Regions from separate parts of the Homo sapiens genome. Here region 1 is linked to region 2. A link is an interaction called in ENCODE POLR2A ChIA-PET data of the cell type or tissue named here. Cell type or tissue: A673. All regions are shown on one strand. Links, peaks and the distances in the headings refer to the core of each region. The heading gives the core; the rest is flanking DNA.

Region 1 (11,112 bases), core at 7,113-11,112, 600 kb before region 2:
AGGCTGAGGCATATCTTAGAAAAAGACACCTCTCTGTGCTAACAACAAAACATTTTCTCTTATTCCTTTAAGAGTGAGATAAATTGGAAGTGTGAGAGAAATTGCCAACTTTTTTTTTTTGAGACAGAGTCTCCCTCTGTCGCCCAGGCTGGAGTGCAGTGGTGCTAACTCGGCTAACTGCAAGCTCCGCCTACCGGGTTCACGCCATTCTCCTGCCTCAGTCTCCCAAGTAACTGGGACTACAGGCGCCCACCACCATTCCCCGCTAATTTTTTTTGTATTTTTTAGTAGAGAAGGGGTTTCACCGTGTTAGCCAGGATGGTCTCAATCTCCTGACCTCATGATCCACCCACCTTCGCCTCCCAAAGTGCTGGGATTACAGGTGTGAGCCACCGCGCCCGGTCTAAAAATTGTCAACTTAAACAGACAACATTCACCAATATGCTTGAGGACCAAAATGTTTGGATTTGATATTAATAAGCACCATAAAGCTACATGATCAAAACAAAAGTTTTATAAGTTTCCTAACACATATTGAAAATATTGTGAAAATTATACAGTATAAAAATGTATGGCCGAGCGAGGTGGCTCATGCCTGTAATCCCAGCACTTTGGGAGGCCGAGGTGGGCAGATCACAAGGTCAGGAGATAGAGACCATCCTGGCCAACACGGTGAAACCCCATTTCTACTAAAATACAAAAAATTAGCTGGGTGCGGTGGTGCGCACCTGTAGTCCACTTGAACCCAGGAGGCAGAGGCTGCAGTGAGCCAAGATTGCGCCACTGCCTGCAGCCTGGTGACAGAGCAAGACTCCATCTCAAAAAAAAAATTAATTTAAAAAAATGTAAGCCAGGTGCATGCACCTGTAGTTCCAGCTATTGGGGAGGGCTACTTGAGCCCAGGAGTTTTGAGTCCAGCCTGAGCAACATAGGGAGACCTCATCTCTTCAGGAAAAAAAAAAAATTAAATTACTACTTTATTAATAAAAATAATCAATTGTTTTCTAACGATATACAAAACTAATCTTTTTCAAGTGATATACATAACTCTGTTCCAGCTTAAGTTCTAGAAGTTCAAATCTTTAATCATCTCCAAGAACTTTCTTACTAAAAGACAGAATTCAGTCACATTCTGAACCCGTCCAGTTTTTAAAGGAAATGTCAACAGAGAACCCAATCTAACATTGACAGAACACCACAAGATTTAACCAAGTAAGTTAAAAGCTGAGTGAAAATACAAAAAATTAGCCGGGCATGGTGGCACACGCCTGTAATCCCAGCTACGCAAGGAGGGCTGAGGCAGGAGAATTGCTTCAATCCGGGAAGTGGAGGTTGCAGTGAACTGAGATCGTGCCACTGCACTCAAGCCTGGGCGGCAGAGTGAGACTCCATCTCAAAAAAAAAAAAAAAGAAAAACAAAAAGAAAAAAAGCTGAATGAACTTCTATCACAAAGCATGAGATAAGTTGATTAAGTTGATAAGCTCTATCCCTGTAACCTCCCATCAACACCACCAAATTTCTTGGCCTCAATTCAACTTAAGCCTCTGCCAATTATTTCCTGCAGAAACATAATAAAATATTCCTAAGATTGCTTCATGACACTCACAGCAATTTCCATTTGTTATTTAGCATTCATTAGGAGCCAATGAGATAGTCCTTATAACTCTAAATTCTACGCAGAACTTATCAATTCCCAGTGGACAATGTTGCTTTCTTCTCTACATTCTTTCCTCTGATATACATTCTCTTCTACCATAAAAACTTTTTCAAAAATGCACATTCTTAGCTTAACTTCCCAATCTAGATTCTCCATAAAGATAGTCTGGTGGCTCTTCATTAATCCCCTTCTGGGAGCACTGAGGTCGTGTAACTAGGAAATTGCTTATGATTAAGGGCCCTTCATTTAAATCTTGCTGACCTCACACAAAAAATTAAAGGAACAGTAATCTTTCCAAAACTCACATGAGAATACTAAAATAGTGGGAGAATGTGGCCTTGTACAGTTTCCACTCAAGGACTAGGAACTGAATCTCTGCACCCTTAAAACCACTCTCTTAGCCGGGCGCGGTGGCTCATACCTGTAATCCCAGCACTTTGGGAGGCCAAGGCAGGTGGATCACGAGGTCAGGGGTTTAAGACCAGCCTGGCCGAGATGGTAAAACACCATCTCTACTAAAAATACAATAAATTAGCTGGGCGTGGTGGCGACGCCTGTAATCCCAGCTACTCAGGAGGCTGAGGCAGAGAATTGCTTGAACCTGGGAGGCGGAGAAGTTTGCAGTGAGCCGAGATCGCACCACTGCACTCCAGCCTGGGGGACAAAGCAAGACTCCGTCTCAAAAAACACACACACAAAAAAACGCTCTCTTACTGATTCTACATACTTTGGAAACTTATCCAACCCAGAATGACCTCAAGACTGATTTTTTTTTTTTTTTTTTTTTGAGACGGAGTTTCGCTCTTGTTGCCTAGGCTGGAGTGCAACGGCGTGATCTCGGCTCACCGCAACCTCCGCCTCCCGAGTTCAAGTGATTCTCCTGCCTCAGCCTCCCAAGTAGCTGGGATTACAGGCATGCGCCACCACGCCCGGCTAATTTTGAATTTTTAGGTTTCTCCACGTTAGTCAGGCTGGTCTCGAATTTCCGACCTCAGGTGATCCACCTGCCTTGGCCTCCCAAAGTGCTGGGATTACAGGAGTGAGCCACTGCGCCCGACAGGCTGAATTTTTTTTTTTCCAAGAATGAAGTGACACAAATTAGGATCATGGTACTGAATCCGATGAAAATAACAGACTTAGTCCCCAGACTTTCCAAGCTGGGAAGGAAAAGGGAACCACAAAGGAGTTCCCAAAGCGTTAACCTTTCATTTAAATATCTCAATATTTGAATGATTTCTACACACAGCCTTTTTTAGCTTTTGTATGTGCAGTGACCAAACTACTAATCAAATACAACAAAACTGGGCGGGCGCGGTGGATGCCTGTAATTCCAGCACTTTGAGAGGCCGACGTGGACGAATCACTTGAGGCCAGGAGTTCAAGACCAGCCTGGCCAACATGATGAAACCCCGTCTTTACTACAAATACAAAAATTAGCCGAGTGTGGTGGCGCGCGCCGGTACTTCCAGCTACTCGGGAGTCTGAGGCAGGGGAATCGCTTGAACCCGGGAGGCAGAGGTTGCAGTGAGCCAAGATCGCGCCACTGCACTCCAGTTTGGGCGACAGAGCTAGCCTGTCTTAAAAAAAAAAAAGAAAAAAGAGAGACAGACTCCTTGGGTTTCCATTGGATACTCCCCAGAAAGCAGACCCTCACAGGACAAGCGTTTGCCTTCAAAGTCTTGACCATCCTCTACTAGACTCTAACCTCTAACCACAAACACCATAGTTATAAGATTTCCAAAGAGGCTGGGGAGAAGGAGGATAAATCAACCAGGAAACAATGTAGACAACAAGGTTATCAGGAAACAAAGTAGACAACAAGGTTATCAGGAAACAAAGTAGACAACAAGGTTATCAAGAAACAAAAAGAAACTGTCATTGCTACACTAGTTAAAATGATACAGACTTTGAAAAGCAAAACAGCCAAGAAACCACATGGTTCCTTTACTTCTGAAGCCTCTTGTGACAGGATCTATATTCCTAACAGTCTATATTCCTAGGAAAATTGGGATCACAGACGATCAAACAATAACTCACTGTTTTCATAACTTGACTGGTAAGTGGGGGGAAGGGAATTGGTAAACGACAAAAAGTGACTTACAGTGAATTTAATGATCTGTTGGGGATATGTGGGGAAGTCACGTCCCAGACATCAGCCTCAGTTTACCCACCCAGAAAAAGGCGAGAACATAACACTTCGCTCAGAAGAGCCAGAGGGCCTTGTTCCATAAGCCTCCACCTACTCAAAGGTCCCTTCAAAGGCTGGACTCAGTAGGGGTCCCCAGTGCAATTGAGGCATGACACCCGGAGACTTCGGGGTGGGGGGAAAAGGAGAAAGGAAGGAGGGTCAAAGTGCGCAAAGCTCTATCGGTTCCTGGAAAGCCATTTTCGCCACACACTGGGGGTGCCCTAGACCCAACATCTCCTCCCTAAAGAACCACACCGGGAAGCCCCAGCAACTCTCCCTCCTTTCGGCTTCTCCCTCGGTTCCGGGCTGCCCCTCCGGCCGCGCCCCTCAACGCAGTCCGGTAGCCCCTCCTCTGGCAGTGTCACGGCGGCCGGCCAGCCTGCCCACCCGCCGGCGCCAAGGTCTTCTCAACCCCGCGGCGGAAGGATGCCGGGCTGGGCCTCCCAGGCTCCTCCTGGGCCTACCTGCAAGGCAGACGGGAGCTCGGTTTGCAGTCCAGCGAACGGGCTGAGCCACAGGGAAAAAGAAAGAGGAGACAGGAATAAAGGAAGGGGTCCGTTCTACCGACCGGCAGGAGAAGGCGGCTTGAGCGCGGGGCCTCGCGGACAACTCAGCCCTCGACCCGGCGCCGCCGCCGCTCAGGAGACATCAAGCAAGAAGACGGCGCAAAAGATCACCGAATACAAGAACGCCCCAGACATCAAAGGAGGAACGCCCAAGCAATCGTTCAAGGAACCACAGCCGAGCGCCGAAAAACAGCTCAACTCCTACTCAAGGTCCGGCTCCTGTCTGAGGCGTAAATAAACAAACCCAGATCATAAGCCACGGGTTAAAAAAGAGCCTGCACTTCTGCCATTTTCTGTGGGTCGCCGGCTGTTAAAGTTCTTTAGAGAACTGGAGTTTCTCGTGAATGTGTTGAAGATCAAATCATAGCGCAATAACACTTGTTGTGTAACTATAGTCCCCCAACTGTTCTATGGACTCCCAACACTCTTTATCCCAATTGAGCAAATTAGTTAACCTCATTTGACCCTTAGTTTCCTAACAGAGCAGTGAGGGGAATTAAAAATCATAGAGACAGAAAACGAGAGAGAATTCAAGCTGAGGAACAAAATGAACAGTCTACGTAAAAGCTCCAGTTTAGTCCCCACAAAGCATGACCAAGAGAAGCTGGGAAAACCCAGAATTATGTAGCCTGACCTTAAGGCAGGGGGAAAAAAAGCACACGGATTGCTTTTCTCTTTTATTTTCTTCCAAAGGCCTAGAGCCACAGGTGTGCTTCTTACATAATAAGCAAAAGTCTCTTTGGGTTCAGAACCTGATAAAGTGTTGACATTTTCATCACCACAACAATGGCTTTTTTCTGTAGTCTCTTAGTTGATAAATGAATATGCTCAGCACAAATATGGATTAATATGTACATCCTAGATGTGATTCAATAAATCACAAAGATCACTGCAAGTATGGTTACCAATTGTGAGCAATCATAGTCTACCTTACCTGCTCCTAGGGAGGTTTACACCCTTCCCCACTACTCAGAGAGGAAGGGTGTAAAAAGGAAACAAGATAGTCCCAGTTTGTCGGGCGCAGCGGCTCACGTCCATAATTCCAGCACTTTAGGAGACGAGGCTGGTGGATTGCTTTGAGCCCTGGAGTTCAAGACCAGCCTGGGCAACATGGTGAGACTCCAGTCTCTATAAAAAAAAAATAAATAAATACAAAAAGTTAGCCGGGCCTGGTGGCTCCCGCCTGTAGGCCCAGCTACTCGGGAAGCTAAGATGAAAGGATATCCTGAGCCCGGGAGGTGGAGGCTGCGATGAGCCATGATCACACCATTGCACTCCAGCCTGATCTATGGAGCAAGACCCTATCTTAAATTTTTTTTTTTTTAAATGCCGGGCGCAGTGGCTCACGCCTGTAAGCCCAGGACTTTGGGAGGCCGAGGCAGGTGGATCACGAGGTCAGGAGTTTGAGACCAGCCTGGTCAAGATGGTGAAACCCCGTCTCTACTAAAAATACAAAAATTAGCCGGTCGTGGTGGCGGGTGCCTGTTATCCCAGCTTTTCGGGAGGCTGAGGCAGGAGAATCGCTTGAACCCAGGAGGCGGAGGTTGCAGTGAGCAGAGATCGTGCCACTGCACTCCAGCCTGGGCGACACAGCAAGACTCCGTCTAAAAAAAAAAAAAAAAAAAAAAAAAAAAAAAAAAAAAAAAAAAAAAAAGTCCCAGCCTTTGAAGACTTTAATTAAACTCAAAGAGCACATCCTTACAGTATTAGCCTTTTTTAAATAATGTATTGGCACTTTACAAAAATCTCCTCTAAGTCTTTGAAAATACTGCCCAGGCCGGGCGCGGTGGCTCACGCCTGTAATCCCAGCACTTTGGGAGGCCGAGGCGGGCGGTTCATGAGGTCAGGAGATTGAGACCATCCTGGCTAATGCGGTGAACCCCGTCTCTACTAAAAATACAAAAAATTAGCCAAGCGTGGTGGCAGGAGCCTGTAGTCCCAGCTACTCGGGACTACAAAAAAAAAAAAAAAGAAAGAAAGAAAACTCTCCTTCTTGGAGAGGCTTGTGGAGCATAGCTATAGCCCTCATTCAAATTTTACTCAGATAACTACATTGTTTTTGTTTCTTTGTTTTTTGAGACGGACTCTCGCTCTGTCGCCCAGGCTGGAGTGCAGTGGAGCGATCTTGGCTCACTGCAACCTCTGGCTCCTGTGTTCACGCCATTCTCCCGCCTCAGCCTCCCGAGTAGCTGGGACTACATGCGCCCGCCACCACGCCCGGCTTTTTTTTTTTTTGAGGATTCTCGCTCTGTCACCCAGGCTGGAGTGCAGTGGCATGATCTCGACTCACTGCAAGCTCCGCCTCCCGGGTTCACGCCATTCTCCCGCCTCAGCCTCCCGAGTAGCTGGGACTACAGGCGTCCGCCACCACGCCCAGTTAATTTTTTGTATTTTTAGTAGGGATGGGGTTTCACCGTGGTCTCGATCTTCTGACCTTGTGATCCGCCCGCCTCGGCCTCCCAAAGTGCTGGGATTACAGGGGTGAGCCACTGCGCCCGGCCACGCCCGGCTAATTTTTTTGTATTTTTAGTAGAGACGGGGTTTCACCGTGTTAGCCAGGATGGTCTCGATCTCCTGACCTCGTGATCCACCCACCTCGGCTTCCCGAAGTCCTGGGATTACAGGCTTGAGCCACTGCGCCCGGCCAACTACATTGTTTTGAAACCTTGATTGCAGTAAAAAAAACTAATTTCACTGCTCTAGACATTTTCCTTTTTTCAAAAGCTGGAGACTTTTGAGTAAAACACCTGAAAGTTCGGCAAAGATTTATCTAAAATCATCATCTGAAAATGAAAATATTTGCAACGCTGAGTCTAGACTGCTTTGTGAGACCATGGAAAGGGTGGCTTATTCTATGGGCAGAGTTGCACCTTTACAGATAAATTTCCTTTAGAGAACTGTTCTTTTCAAATATGTATGTATATATATGGATTTAAGCTTCAGTTTGACAGCAAACTACTGCATGTTCTTATGGAAATGTTTATTTAGACTGAAGAGTGGATCACAAGAGATCAGGAGTTGAAACCATCAACCTTGCGGGAATCTCCTCACACTAGAGGAAAAACTGTAAAAAAGAAACAAGGCCAGCAGAAGTGAAGATCATCCTGGGCTGTACCCCTGATGTTCCTCATATTGATGTTAAGACTCAAGAACTCATTATGGTGTTTACTGTTGATCACTGAATTCTGGTAGGACTCTCCTCATGGAGCCACTCCCCTGAGGTAGGATGGTGCTTCCCTGAAGTAGGATAACCAGTCTTAGTTTTGCCCAGGACTGAGGAGTTTCCCTGAACATGGGACTTTGAGTGTTAAAACTGTGACAGCCATGGGAAATCTGGGACAGTTCACTCTTAAGCATGGACCTTGCCCCTGTCAATCACATGGAAAAAACTTTGGAAAGACTAAACCAACAAGAGGTCAGGTGTGGCAGCTCACACCTGTACTCTCAGCACTTTGGAAGTCCAGGGCGGGAGGATAGGTTAAGTCCAGGAGTTTGAGACCAGCCTGGGCAACATAGTGAGAACCTGTCTCTAAAAAACAAAAAAATTTTTTTAATTAGCAGGGAGTGGTGGCATACACTGGCAATCCCAGATGTTCAGGAGGCTGGGGCAGGAGGCTCACCTGAGCCCAGGAGGTCGAGTCTGCAGTGTGTCATGATCACACCACTGTACTCCAGTCTGGGCAACAGAGACAGTGAAACCCTGCCTCAAAAAAAAAAAAAAAAAAAAAAGAGGATGAGGATGGGACACACTTGCCTAGGAGACTTGCCTGGAATGAAGGGTGAAGGAGGGAGGGGAGAGAACAGGGAATTGGAGACTGTTCCTTATCTTGGCTCTGGGTTCTGAGAAACATGCCTCTACCACACACTCGGTGGTAGAAATCAGGTTTGACCCTAGCGTGAGATAATTCTGTAATGGTACCGTGAGTCATCTTACTAGGAAGTGCAGGAAGACCAGTCAGGCCTTGAACAGCTGAAATGGTAAGCCAGTTGTCAATTCTGCCATTGCAATTCTGTTCTGTTCTTTTCTAGCCGGTTCTTTTTGTGCTGTGGGGTAATGTATACACTTGATGATGGAATGGTAAAGGTAGTAGTATAGTGACGTAGGAGCAGCCCAGGGAAGGAGAGAGAGCCCAGAACAGCAGGGAACTGCTAGCCGTAGAATGATAGAAGGCTCTCCCTTCTTTGGAATTATTTCTATAAGATAAATCTCCAGTGATGAAATTTATCAATAGATCAAAATGTATGAATATTTTAAGGCTCTAGAATGACAAAGAAATCAGCCCATCTGTAAAAGACAGCATAAAGATTAGAGAAAGTTAACATGTCAACAGAATAATAGATCCTTAATGTTTTGCTGGGCAAACAGGGAGGCCCCTTTTTGAAATTTGCTAATTTATGATTTCAAAGTCTAATCTCCTTTCTCCTGTTCAGTATCCAGAGATCTAATTTCTTCTACTTTACAATCACAAGAGGCCTTCAGTTGTAGTCATTTTTTTTTCTCTTTTTTTTTTTTTGGAGTTTTGCTCTTGTTGCTGGAGTTGCAATGACAGGATCTCAGCTCACTGCAATCTCTGCCTCCCAGGTTTAAGTGATTCTCCTGCCTCAGCCTCCCTAGTAACTGGGATGACAGGCGCCCGCCACCATGCCCAGCTAATTTTTGTACTTTTAGTAGAGACGGGGTTTCACCATGTTGGCCAGGATGGTCTCGATCTCTTGACCTTGTGATCTGCCTACCTCGGCCTCCCAAAGTGCTGGGATTACAGGCGTGAGCCACTGTGCCCAGCCTGTAGTCATGTTAAAAAAAAAGTTTAGGCTGGGCACGGTACTTTATGCCTGTAATCCCTATAATCTCAGAGCGCTTCGAGAGGCCAAGGCAGGAGGATTGCTTGAGGCCAGGAATTCAAGACCAGCCTGAGCAACATAGTCAGACCCTGTCTGTACCAAAAAAAAATTAGCCAGGCATGGTAGTGTACACTTCTAGTCCTAGCTACTTGGGAGGCTGAGGTGGGAGGATCACTTGAGCCCAAGAGTTCAAGGCTGTAATAAGCTACAATCACACCACTGCACTCCAGCCTGGGTGACAGAGTGAGACCCTGTCTCTACAAAAGTTAATTTAAAAAAATTCAGGGCCGGGTGCAGTGGCTCACGCCTGTAATCCCAGCACTTTAAGAGGCCGAGGCGGACGGATCACAAGGTCAGGAGATCGAGACCATCCTGGCCAACATGGTGAAACCCTGTCTCTACTAAAAATACAAAAATAAGCTGGGCACAGTGGCACGTGCCTGTAATCCTAGCTACCCGGGAAGCTGAGGCAGGAGAATAGCTTGAACCAGGGAGGCGGAGGTTGCAGTGAGCCGAGATCGTGCCACTGCACTCCAGCCTGGGTGACAGAGTGAGACTCCATCTCAAAAAAAAAAAAAAAAAAAAAAAAAAAAATTCAGGGCCGGGCACAGGGGCATGCAATCCCAGCACTTTTAGGAGGCCAAGGCAGGCAGATCAATTGAATCCAGGATTTCGAGACCAGGTTGGGCAACTTAGCAAAACCCCATTGCTACAAAAAAAAAAAAAAAGAATTAACTGGGTATGGTGGTGTGTGCCTGTAGTCCCAGCTACTCGGAAGACTGACGTCAGAGGATCACTTGAGCCTGGAAGGTGGAGGCTGCAGTAAGCCGAGATCACTCCACTGTACTGCTCTAGCCTTGGCAACAGAGCAAGACCCTGTCTCAAAAAAAAAAAAAAAAAGGTTTTTTTTAGAACAAGGATTTCTGTGTGATTAAAAAAAAAGTCTATTAATTTTATGTGTTGGGAAACTAGCATGTCCCCAGCCTTCAGCTAGTATTTTTCCTTCCTTTCCACATAATCAACAAAGTCTTAATCCTGAATCTGTGATTTCTCATACCCACAACAATTTTGGAAAATCTTGGCAGGATCTAGAGAGCAAAATGGGCCCTGAGGACATGTGTATGCACAAAAACCCTTTCATTTCTTATTTTCTTGTCCTCCTTCTAACTTCCCCTCCACTGCCAGGGAAAGTAACTACGAAGCTCAGTCTTTGGGCTATTTTCCGTTTGTTTCAGATACAGATAAAATCTTATTATATCTATGATCTGTCTAGCCTCTTTCACCGTTACCCACTTCTTCTATGTCTTCACTACATGACTCCACTAAAATTGTGTCTTGTTTTTTATCCCTAAGTTAGATTAACTTGGTCTAGATCCTTCACAGTCCTAGGATCAGGAAAACAGCTTCATCCCTATTCAGTTAACTTAAACCAAGAATATGTTTATGGTCCCTCTTTTGTATAATCTGGAATTGGTAAATTGGTGATCACCCAATATTGTTTTCCCTTGATATATCCTGAGACCTTACTGCCTTGAAACATCTAAGGGTAAATCTGGAAAACTACTATGCTGGCCAGATGGAGTTATCTATGGGAAAATGAGGCTTACGTAAGACAGACAAAATCCTTGACTCTTTCCCAAAACCATGCCAGAAAAAAGCTATAAATCCACACTAAGGACCACAAAGGGAGCAGCTTTCTCAGACGCTTATAAAAAGCCCCTGTGAGGACACCCTTGGCAATTTGGAAGTACAGACCCTGATCCTTCCCCTCCATCATTTTGGGGAAATAACTAACCAATGACAAAAGAAAAAAAAAAATCCTGGCCTGCAAAACCACAGGTTGAAAGGAGGTTAAAGG
Region 2 (12,474 bases), core at 3,289-7,288:
TGAACATGGTCCAAAACACAAAAATGACCAAATATCTCCCTATTTTAGCCAATGTGATTCACTGCAGCTGCTTTGCCAATCACAACTTTAGTTTTGCTTCTTTCCTCCCACCTTATAGATAACATTAATTAAGGTACAGGATGCGGGAGGACAAAAAAACTTCCTTTTACCCTCTTAGGTTCTGTAGCTGAGTGTAAGAATTAAACTGGCTGGGCCAGGCACGGTGGCTCATGCTTGTAATCCCAGCACTTTGGGAGGCTGAGGCGGGTGGATCACCTGAGGTCAGGAGTTCGAGACCAGCCTGGCCAACATCGTGAAAACAAAAATTAGCCAGGCGTGGTGGGGCGTGCCTGTAATTCCAGCTACTCAGGAGGTGGAGACAGGAGTATTGCTCGAACCCAGGAGGCGGAGGTTGCAGTGAGCCGAGATTGCACTACTGCACTCCAGCCTGGGTGACAGAGTGAGACTCCGTCTCAAAAAAAAAAAAAAGAATTAAACTGGCCATGTGTGGTGGCTCATACCTGTAATCCCAGCACTTTGGGAGGCTGAGGCGGGAGGCTTGAGCCTAGGAGTTCAAGACTAGCTGGGCAACATAGTGAGACCTTATCTCCACAAAAATAATTTAAAAATTAGCCGATGGTGGCACAAGCCTGTGGTCCCAGATATTTGGGAGGCTGAGGTGGGAGGATCATTTGAGCCTGGAAGGCTGAGGCAGCAGTGAGCTGACTGTGCCATGGCATTCCAGCCTGGGAGACTGAGACCCTGTCTTAAAAAAAAAAAAAAAAGAAAGAAAGAAAAGAGGAAAAAAAAAAACCTGATGTAAGACAAATATACAGAAGAAAGGCATACAATTTTTTTTTTTTTTTAGATGGAGTCTTGCTCTGTCGCCCAGGCTGGAGTGCAGTGGCGTCATATCGGCTCACTGCAACCTCTGCCTCCCAGGTTTGAGCGATTCTCGTGCCTCAGCCTCCTGAGTAGCTGGGACTACAGGAGAGCGTCACCACGCCGGGCTAATTTTTTGTATTTTTAGTAGAAACCGGGTTTCACTGTGTTGGCCAGGATGGTCTTGATCTCCTGATCTCGTGATCTGCCCGCCTCAGCCTCCCAAAGTGCTGGGATTACAAGTGTGAGCCACCATGGCCAACCAGGCATACAAATTTTATTTAATATTTTTGCGTGTACATGGGAGACTTCAGAAAGAAAATGAAGACCCAAAGAAGCTGTTAGGCTCAAAAGCTTATATACCCTTACCTTTTTACACAAAGAACAATCAATTGTGGGCCAGGCACCGTGTCTCACATCTGTAATCCCAGCACTTTGGGAGGCGAGGGGGCAGATCACCTGAGGTCAGGAGTTCAAGACCAGCCTGGCCAACATGGTGAAACCTGGTGTCTACAAAAATACAAAAATTAGCCGGGCATGATGGCATGTGCCTGTAATCCCAGCTACTTGGGAGGCTGAGGCAGGAGACTCGCTTGAACCCGGGAGGCAGAGGTTGCAGTGAGCCAAGATTGTGCCACTGCACTCCAGACTGGGTGACAGAGGGAGACTGTCTCAAAAAAAAAAAAAAAAGAAAAAAGAACAGTCAATTGTTCACAACTGGGCACAGTGGGGATGTGACAAGACAAAGAGGCTTGAACTAGGGGCAGTAAATTGTGAGACAGTGACTAGGAAATAGATGGAGGAAAGTAATGGAAGATAAGGCTTATTTTAGTAGGTTTGTTTGTACAGATCCATTTGGGCATGGGTTCTCAGTCTCTTCCTGGTTTAGGTAAGGAAACTTTCCTATGGGAAATTTTATGACCTCTTTTAGGTAGAAAGGGAGAGGTCAGAGATCCTTTCCTGTATCTGCTGTTTCTCTTGTGCCTTCAGCCCAATATATAATCAGTATGCTAAAGTGGCATATTTTGGGGTGGCATGCTCTGAACCACTTCAATAACCAATCTTAAGGGGCAGGCACCATGGCTCATGCCTGTAATCCCAGCACCTTGGGAGGCCGGGGCGGGCGGATCACCTGGGGTCAGGAGTTCGAGACCAGCCTGGCCAACATGGAGAAACCCTGTCTCTACTAAAAATACAAAAATTTAGCTGGGTATGGTGGCGCATGCCTGTAATCCCAGCTACTCAGGAGGCTGAGGCAGGAGAATTGCTTAAACCCGGGAGGCGGATGTTGCAGTGAGCCGAGATCGTGCCACTGCACTCCAGCCTGGGCAACAAGGGCAAAATTCTGTCCCAACAACAACAACAACAACAAAAAATTATAGCATTACCCCCACTTCCTGACAGCCTCCAATTTAAAGCAAAGCCCTGTTTCTTCGACTCTTCTCCAAATCACCCAACGCAAGTCAAATCCTATAATAAGTCCTTTCTAACACCCTCTTAGACAGATGTCCCGTCATTCCCCCAGTACACATTCTCCACTGCAAACAGCAATAAACCCAAATTTCAGCTACAGGTGTGTTCCTGGTGGTGGCTGGCTGGGAACAGTGACGTTTATTGGTAGGATAGGAGGCAGTTTGAAGAGATCCTCATATTGAAGATCTTTCAAGAGTCAGAGGGGCTGGCTGGGCACAGTAGCGTGTGCCTGGAGCCCCAGCTACTCAGGAGGATGAGGCAGGAAAGTCACTTGAGCCCAGGAGTTTGAGGCCAGCCTAGGCAACATAGTGAGGCCTCTCTTGCCTCTATTTCCTTTAAAAAATGTAAGAGGAGGCCAGGTACAGTGGCTCACGCCTGTAATCCCAGCACTTTGGGAGACTGAGGCAGGCAAATCACCTGAAGTCAGGAGTTCAAGACCAGAATGGCCAACATGGAAAAACCCTGTCTCTACTAAAAATACAAAAATTAGCCAGGCATGGTGGCGCACACCTGTAGTCCCAGCTACTCGGGAGGCTGAGGCAGGAGAATTGCTTAAACCTGGAAGGTGGAGGTTGCAGTGAACCGAGGTCATACCACTGCACTCCACCCTGGGTGACAGGGCCAGACTCTGTCTCAAAAAAGGAAAAAAAAGGCTGGGCGCAGTGGTTCATGCCTGTAATCCCAGCACTTCTTTGGGAGGCTGAGGCAGGTGGATCACGAGGTCAGGAGATGGAGACCATCCTGGCTAACACTGTGAAACCCCGTCTCTACTAAAAATACAAAAAAATTAGCTGGGCGTGGTGGCACGTGCCTGTAGTCCCAGCTACTTTGGGAGGCTGAGGCAGGAGAATTGCTTGAACCCAGGAGTTGGTGGTTGCAGTGAGCCCAGATCGCACCACTGCACTCCAGCCTGGGCGACAGAGTGAGAGTCTGTCTAAAAAAAAAAAGGTAAGAGGGGCCAGATAAAGGGGGTGATTGGATGGCAGGCAGAAGAATCATTAATTATACTGACATTTATTTAAAATCTACTCTCCTCCTCACTGTTTCAAAGGGAACGCTCAGCCAGGCGTGGTGGCTCATGCCTGTAATCCCAGCCCTTTGAGAGGCTGAGGCAGGAGGATCACTGGAGCCAGGAATTCAAGATTACAGTGAGCTATGATCATGCCACTGCACTCCAGCCTGGGTGACAGAGCCAGACTCCTGTCTTTTTATTTTATTTTTTCCTGCGAGACAAGGTCTCATTCTGTCACCCAGACTGGGATGCAGTGGTGCGATCTCGGCTCACTGCAACCTCCACCTTCCAGGCTCAAGTAATTGTCCCCTGTCAGCCTCCTGAGTAACTGGGACTACAGGCTTGCATATGCCCAGCTAAGTTGTTGTTGTTGTTGTTATTGTTGTAGAGACAGAGTCTCACCAAGTTGCCCAGGCGGGTCTCAAACGCCTGGGCTCAAGCAATCTGCCCACCTTGGCCTCCCAAAGTGCTAGGATTACAGGTGTAAGCCACTGTGCCCGGCCTAGACGCCTGTCTTAAAAAAAACAAAAACAAAAAAGAAATGCTGAAATGGAAAATACTCTTTGCTCCCAATGGACTGTCTCTTCTAAGAGTGGGAGACAAGTAAACCTACAACTACAATGGAACGCGATAAGCTTGCTGAGAGAAGAGGCATGGAGGGAGGGGGGGCACAGAAAAGGGGCACTTTAAGTCAGCTTAGGATGGGGTAAAGAATGAACAGTGTTGGCTGGGCACGGTGGCTCATGCCTGTAATTCCAGCACTTTGGGAGGCCGAGGCAGGCAGATCACCTGAGGTCTGGAGTTCAAGACCAGCCTGACCAGCATGGAGAAACCCTGTCTCTACTAAAAATACAAAATTAGCTGGGTGTGGTGGCACATGCCTGTAATCCCATCTACTCTGGAGGCTGAGGCAGGAGAATGGCTTGAACCCGGGAGGTGGAGGTTGCTGTGAGCCGAGATTGCGCCATTGCACTCCAGCCTGGGCAACAAGAGCGAAACTCCGTCTCAAAAAAATAAATAAATAAAAAGAATGAACAGTGTTGGCCGGGCGTGGTGACTCACACCTGTAATCCCAGCACTTTGCAATCCCAGCACTTTGGGAGGGTAAGGCAGGAGGATCACTTGAGGCCAGGAGTTCAAGACCAGCCTGGGCAACATAGCAAGACCATGACTCTAGAACAAAACAAAAAAACAAAACAAAAAAATACTGGGGCATGGTGGCTTGCACCTGTAGTTTCAGCTACTGGGGAGGCTGATGTGGAGGGACCACTTGAGTTCAAGGCTGTAGTGAGCTGCAATTATGCCACTGCACTCCAGCCTGGGCAACAGAGAGAGACCCTGCCTCAAAAAAAAAAAGAAAAGAAAAGAAAAGAAAAGAAAGAAAGAAAAAGGAAAAGATAGTGTCAAGGAAGTCTTCCCAAAGAAGGTGACACTTAAGCTGAATCTTGAGATTGATCGAGGGGGAGGGGGAGGGTGCTCCAGGCAGAGGCAGCAGGAAATGCATGGGCAGGGAGGCCGCCTCTAGCTATAATGGATTTATGAGCAAGGCAAATGTCCTGCTTAATGCCACATTTTCCCAGAATGCATTTTTAGGATTTGAGAGGTTTTCCATGGTGGATAGAAAGAACCATGTGCGGGCCAGGCACGGTGGCTCATGCCTGTAATCCTGGCACTTTGGGAGGCCAAGATGGGTGGATCACTGGACGTCAGGAGTTTGAGACCAGCCTGGCCAACATGATGACGCCCCATCTCTACTAAAAATACAAAACTTAGGTGTGGTGAACCTGTAGTCCCAGCTACTTGGGAGGCTGAGGCAGGAGAATCACTTGAACCTGGGAGGCAGTGGTTACAGTGAGCCAAGATCGCACCACTGGACTCCAGCCTGGGCAACAGAGGGAGACCATCTCAAAAAAAAAAACAACAAAAGAACCATGTTCGAGCAGTGGAGACCTGCCTTGCACACTCCAGTAAAGCGCTTTGTTTCAGGCTGTGCTTTGAGGCATCTTAACTAACCCCAGGTTTTACTTCGGCTCCCTTTGCTACATAGCAAAACCACTTCCTAGGGGCTTAAAGTCATTCATTCCCATCTGATGAGCCCCCAGATGCAGGGTGGACAAAAAACTTTAATACTTTTTTTTTGAGACAAGGTCTCACTTTGTTGCCCAGGCTGCAGGCTGGAGTGCAGTGGCATGATCATAGCTCACTGAAGCCTCAACCTGTTGGGCTCTGGTGATCCTCCCACCTCAGCCTCCCAGTAGCTGGGACCACAGGCGTGTGCCACCACACCCAGTTGATTTTTGTAGTTGTTGTAGAGACAGAGTTTTGCTATGTTGCCCAGGCTGGTCTCCAACTCCTGAGCTCAAGCGATCCTCCCGCCTTGGCTTCCCAAAGTGCTGGAATTACAGGTGTGAGCCACCATGCCTGACCTAACACCTACTTTTTGATGCTGCTAATCTGACAGTGAGGAGGATGGAGTGGCCCTGCTCTGCTTTCTTGCCATGGAGAGGCCGTGTCATGAAGCCCTGTTTACAGACGTTTTGCTCCTGTCTGTAACACTACTTTGACATAAGGCATCACAAGGCAACTCACTGAAAAGCTGCTGGGGATAGCAAACCAAGGTCTCAGGTTCACACTGGAAGCTGGACAGACCATGAGCATGACCCTGAATAATGCCAGTTTCTTTGATCTGCAAAACAATATTTGGCTTTATTGGGGTGTTTTCTAGAACAGATAATGTAGCACAGTGGAAAGAGCATTGGACTTGGGCTATGGGATTTTGGGTTCATCCTTTCAGTTTTCTAGGCTTTAGCTTCCTCATCCTAAAATGAAAGGGGAAGGATTAGACGGTCCCTCGGATCCCTTCCAGTTTTGGGACCTGTGGATTTCGTGACTTGCTGTAAAAGCAGCAGAAGCTTTCAACTCTAGGCTCCCTCTGGGAAATTTCCATCTAGTGGGATGCGTTTTCCTGGTGAAGGCTAATACACGACTCTGATTCTGTTCAAGTGGTCTGTGGATCCAAATGTTTTGCTGAGTCTGCAAAATCATCAATAATCCACATGGATGTGTGTGAGCTTTCCACACAGTCACTGCATCCAGTGGTTTGCAAATAACAGCCTCAAGGATTCTGCAGAACTTGCAGCAAACTGAAGATTAAATTCCTCCTCAAGGCTTGGAAACAGACTGAATACAGGCATCCAGAGTCCTTGCTGCTTGGCATCTCCAACACATATTTAAATGCCCTAACAGGAGCAAATCCATAACAGTGCTGAATGAAGGCAGGAGTCCCACACTCTGGGAGCAGCAATCAGTGTCAAAAATACAATTTTGGGCCTGGACGCGGTGGCTGATGGCTGTAATCACAGCACTTTGAGAGGCTGAGGTGGGCAGATCACTTGAGGTGAGGAGTTTGAGACCAGCCTGACCAACATGGTGAAACCCCGTCTCCATTAAAAATACAAAAATTAGGCTGGGCACAGTGGCTCATGCCTGGAATCCCAGCACTTTGGGAGGCCAAAGCGGGCGGATCACCCGAGATCAGGAGTTCAAGACCAGCCTGGCCAAAACGGTGAAACCCCGTCCCTATTAAAAATACAAAAATTAGCCAGGCATGGTGGTGAGCGCCTGCAATCCCAGCTACTCGCAAGACTGAGGCAGGAGAATCACTTGAACCCGGGAAGCAGAAGTTGCAGTGAGCCGAGACTGTGCCACTGCACTCCAGCCTGGGCGACAGAGTGAGACTCTGTCTCAAAAAACAAAACAAAATAAAACAAAAAAAAAGAACCAAACAAAAAACAAACAAACAAAAAAACAACAACACAAAAATTAGCTGGGCATGGGGGCATGTGCCTGTAGTCCCAGCTACACAGTTGGCTGGGGCAGAATTGCTTGAACCCAGGAGGCAAAGGTTGCAGTGGGCCGAGATTGAGTCCCTGCACTCCAGCCTGGGCGACACAGTAATACCGTCTCAAACAAAACAAAAACAACAACTATACATACATATATATATAAATTTGGATAGTGATGGAAGTGTCAAATAGCTTCATAAATACCAAAAAAACAAAACAAAACACACACACACACACTCAAGCCTCAAGCGGGCATGGTGTCACATGCTGTAATCCCAGCACTTTGGGAGGCCGAGACGAGTGGATCCCTTGAGGTCAGGAGTTCGAGACCAGCCTGGCCAATATGGTGAAACCCTGTCTCTACTAAAAATACAACAATTAATCGGGCGTGGTGGTGTGCCAGTAATCCCAGCTACTCAGGAGGCTGAGGCAGGAGAATTGCTTGAACCCAGGAGGCGGAGGTTGCAGTGAGCCGAGATCGCGCCACTGCACTCCAGCCTGGGTGACAGAGTGAGGCGCTGTCTCAAAAAAAAAAAAAAAAAAAATTAGCCCAGCGTGGTGGTCTGCGCCTGTAGTTCCAACTGCTTGGGAGGCTAAGGTGGGAGGATCGATGCCCAGGAAGTTGAGGCTCCAATGAGCTGAGATCGAACTACTACACTCCAGCCTGGGTGACAGAAACCCTGTCCAAAAAAAAAAAGAAAAACCAAACCCAAGCCTCACCTCTGTCTTTATATATGGGGGATGAGACACCATCCACACACTAAATCAATATCATGTCATAAAATACCATATGTACAGAATGCCAGGTAACTTCTCTAGGCAGCCAGATTTGCACAGCAATCGCCAGAGTGCTGAAATAATATATGTGAAATGTGTAAACTGTAAAGTGTTCTGCAAACAGACATTGTGATATAATCTCCTGGTGATATGTTAGTTACTGATAAGGTCTCATGATGATGGTGAAGAAGCCCTTTGCTGTTCTCAGAAGTCCTCACTGGTTAGAAAACCGTCATAGAAAGAACTGGAACTCCAGAATCAGAAACCAGGGTTTTGAGTTCTGGTAGATCCTTCCTCTCACTGTTCTCATGCCAAAGCCCTCTTCCAAGGATGGCAAAAATCCCAAGTGGCAGAAATAAAAATGATTCTGTCTGTGTTACAGCCAAGCTAGTTCCCTATGGGTGGATGAGTCACATGTGAGCAGAGCTGGGAGAACTACATTTACATTCCTTTACATTTCCCTCTTTCCACCCTCCTTTCCACTGCCCTGTGTTGGCTCCTGTCGCTATGACAAAAAACTTGCTCAAGAAACCCCAGCTTAGTTTCTCTATGGGGAGGAAGGTGGCAAGCTACCTGGGTAGCTGTGGTTCTTGTTGGTGAAGCCCATGGCCCAGTGGGGCGGTGTCTTTGTACAAATCCACACACGTCCTCCCCTGTGCTCCAAATTGTGAGTGCACATCCCCAAAGACTTTTTTTTTTTTTTGAGACAGAGTTTTGCCCTTGTTGCCCAGGCTGGAATGCAGTGGCACGATCTCGGCTCAACCACAACCTCCGCCTCCCAGGTTCAAGCAATTCTCCTGCCTCAGCCTCCTGAGTAGCTGGGATTACAAGTATGCACCACCACGTCCAGGTAATTTTGTATTTTTAGTAGAGAGGGGGTTTCACCATGTTGGCCAGGCTGGTCTCGGGCTCCCGACCTCAAGTGATCCACCCGCCTCGGCCTCCCAAAGTGCTGGGATTACAGGCGTGGGCCACTGCGCCCGGCCTCCCCTTCATACTTGACTATCCCTGTGTCATAAGGACTCAGAATCTGAGGGTTTTGTCATAATTATACACAGTCTAGAAGACCAAGCCACACTTGGGTTGGCAGCATTTAAGCTGCTGGGTCATCCTGCAAGGAGGCATATTTGTGAAACTGGATGAAGAAAAAGTAGGAAAAGCTACCTACTTTTTAAGCTCAGGAAGCATTTTATAAGATTTCCAAGGCTAACAGCTGCAGCCTCCTCTAGCTCCTCTAGCTGGGTTGACTGTAGTCCCTAAAAAGATACGTCCATATCCTAATCCCCAGAACCTGTGGATGTTATTCTATGTGGAAAAATGATCTTTTTGGATATAATTAAAGGTTTGTTTTTGGCAGGTGCAGTGGCTCATGCCTGTAATCTCAGCACTTTGGAAGGCCAAGGTGGGGGGATCACCTGAGGTCAGGAGTTCCAGGCCAGTCTGCCCAACATGATGAAACCCTGTTGCTACTAAAAATACAAAAATTAGCCGGGTGTGGTGGTGGGCGCCTGTAACCCAGCTACTCGGGAGGCTGAGGCAGGAAAATTCCTGGAACCCGGGAGTTGGAGGTTGCAGTAAACCGAGATTGCGCCACTGCACTCCAGCCTGGGCTGGACAGAGCGAGACTCCATCTCAAAAAAAAAAAAAAAAAAAAAAAGGTTTGTTTGAGACAGGATCTCAATCTGTCACCCAGGCTGGAGTGCAGTGGCGTGAACATGGCTCACTGCAACCTTGAACTTCTGAGCTCAATGGATCCTCCTACCTCAGCCTCCTGAGTAGCTAAAACTACGGCCACATGCCATCACACCCAGCTAATTTTTATATTTTTGTAGAGACAGTATGTCACTGTGTTGCCCAGGCCAGTCTCCAATTCCTGGGCTCAAGAGATCTACCCATCTCAGCTTCCCAAAGTGCTGGGATCACAGGCTTGAGGCACTGCACCTAACCTAATTCGGAATTTTTAAGTGAGGTGATCATCCAGGATTATCCAGGTAGGACTTAAATCCAATGGCAAGTGTCCTAATAAGAGTAAGGCACATTGGCCAGGTGTGGTGGCTCACACTTGTAATCCCAGCACTTTGGGAGGCTGAGGCAGGCGGATCACTTGACCCCAGGAGTTCGAGACCAGCCTGGTTAACATGCTGAAACCCTGTCTCTACTAAAAATACAAAAATTAGCTGGTTATGGTGGTGCACACCTATAATCCCAGCCACTCAGGAGGCTGAGGCACAAGAATTGCTTGAACCCAGGGAGCAGAGGTTGCAGTGAGCCAAGATCGTACCACTGCACTCCAACCTGGGCGACAGAGCAAGACTTTGTCTCAAAAAAAAAAAAAAAAAAAAAAAGTGAAGCACATACCAAAAAGAGTAAGGCAAGCCAGCGTGGTGGCCCATGCCTATTTTGCCAGTTACTTGGGAGGCTGAGGTGGGAGGATCTCTTGAGCCCAGGAGTTCGAGACCAGCCTGGGCAACACAGTGAGACCCCATCTCTAAAAACAAACAAAAGAGCGAAGGAGAAGGAGGTCAGATACAGAGAAATAGATGCACAGAGGAGAAGATCCTGGGAAAATGGAGGCAGAGATTGGAATGACAGGCTGTAAACCAAGGGATGCTAAAGATTGCTGGCAGCCACAAAAGCTAGGAGAAAGGCAAGGAAAGATTCGAGGCTTGGTGCAGTGGCTCATGCCTGTAATCCCAGCACTTTAGGAGGCTGAGGCTGGAGGATCACTTGAGGCCAGGAAGTTCAAGACCATCCTGGTTAACATCTCTACAAAAACTAAAAAAAAAAAAATTAGCCAGGCATGGCAGTGCATACCTGTACTCTCAGCTACTGGGGACGCTGAAGAAGGAGGATCCCTTGAATTTGAGGCTTCAGTCAGCTGTGATCATGCCACTGCACTCCAGCCTAGATGACAGAACAAGACTCCATCTCAAAAAAAAAAAAAAAAAAAATTTTACCCCGGAGCCTGGGGAGTGTGGCCCTGCCAACACTTTAATTTTGGATTTCTGGCCTCCAGAACTGTGAGAGAATATATTTCTGTCATTTGAAGCCACTCATTTACAGTAACTGGTTACAGCCACCCTGGGAAACGAATACACCTGGTCTCTGCTGTGGTGCTCAGTGTTACCAACCGGTCCTCACTTTCCCAGTTCTTAGCTGTGTCCCTCTGCAAATCTTAGCACCTCTCTGATTTTCAGTCTCCTCCTTTGTAAAACGGGAAGAGTAAGTCCTACTCTGCCAGGTTGTTGTGAGGCCATGGTGACAGAGTGCTGAGCGGAATGCCAGGTGTACCACAGACGCAACTTACGCATGAGTTCCCATCCTCCCCCTTCTCCACCCTGGTCCAACCTCACCTTGGGCACAGAGCTCCCATTGCAAGGCTGAGGAGCAGGGTTCCTATACCTTTTCCTGGGACTCGGGTTCATTGGTGATGTCCAGAATAGTGCATGACCCTGCCTTCTTGACAAATCCTCCCAGACATCTCATCAGCATCTCAAATCCAATGTGTCCAAAGGTGAACTCTTGATCTTTCCTTCTTTTTCTGTCTCTTTCACAGTTTACCTCATCTCAATAAATGGTATTTCCAGGTAGCTAAACATCTGGACGTCATTTTTGCTTTCTTTTTTCTTTTCTTTTTTTTTTTTTGAGACAGAGTCTCACTCTGTTGCCTGGGCTGGAGTGCAGTGGCATGATCTTTGCTCATTGCAACCTCCATCTCCTGGGTTTAAGCGATTCTCCTGCCTCAGCCTCCAAGTAGCTGGGATTACAGGCATGCGCCACCACACCCAGCTAATTTTTTTTTTTTGAGATGGAGTCTTGCTCTGTTGCCCAGGCTGGAGTGCAATGGCGCAATCTTGGCTCACTGCAAACTCCGCGTCCTGGGTTCAAGCAATTCTCCTGCCTCAGCCTCCTGAGTAGCTGGGATTACAGGCGCATGCCACCATGCCAAACTAAATTTTGTAATTTTAGTAGAGACGGGATTTCATCATGTTGGTCAGGCTGGCCTTGAACTCCTGACCTCATGATCTTCCCGCCTCAGCCTCCAAAAGTGCTGGGATTACAGGCATGAGCCACTGTGCCCGGCCGTGATGATGGTGTTGTGTTTTGTTTTTTGTTTTTTTTTTTGAGACGGAGTCTTACTCTGTCGCCCAGGCTGGAGTGCAGTGGTGTGATTTCAGCTCACTGCAACCTCCGCCCCTGAGTTCAAGCGATTCTCCTGCCTCAGCCTGCCGAGTAGCTGGGATTACAGGCACCTGCCACCGTGCCTGGCTAATTTTTGTGTTTTTAGTAGAGACGGGGTTTCACCATCTTGGCCAGGCTAGTCTTGAACTGCTGACCTCATGACCCACCTGCCTCGGCCTCCCTGGGATTATAGGCGTGAGCCACCATGCCCGGCTGTGATGATGTTTTTCTCTTGGTTTATCATGGCCACAGAGTAGCCTTGTCTGGTGTTCATGTATTGTGAAATTATTTACTTCAGTGGAA

What was found. ChIA-PET counts read pairs that join two places held together with the same protein. Peaks named below come from ENCODE experiments on the same cell type or tissue, not always from the same donor. Only the 100,000 strongest peaks of a DNase experiment are listed, where the experiment ranks them.
Region 1: POLR2A ChIA-PET joins it to region 2 with 6 read pairs; 2 of 35 experiments call an interaction of 5 or more read pairs at or near these places.

What each region holds. Positions count from the first base shown.
Region 1 is chr11:46,589,518-46,600,629 of GRCh38, forward strand. AMBRA1 (autophagy and beclin 1 regulator 1) reads right to left here and starts at 4,506. Exons shown (of 18, transcript NM_001387011.1): 1 at 4,311-4,506. RefSeq lists enhancers at 4,258-4,758, 4,261-4,690. In A673, for the core only: no CTCF peak of the experiment used is centred there; no DNase peak of the experiment used is centred there.
Region 2 is chr11:47,196,369-47,208,842 of GRCh38, forward strand. No RefSeq gene overlaps it. Among named protein-coding and RNA genes, the nearest start is that of DDB2, 12 kb to the right of the region's middle. In A673, for the core only: no CTCF peak of the experiment used is centred there; a DNase peak (open chromatin) is centred at 4,853.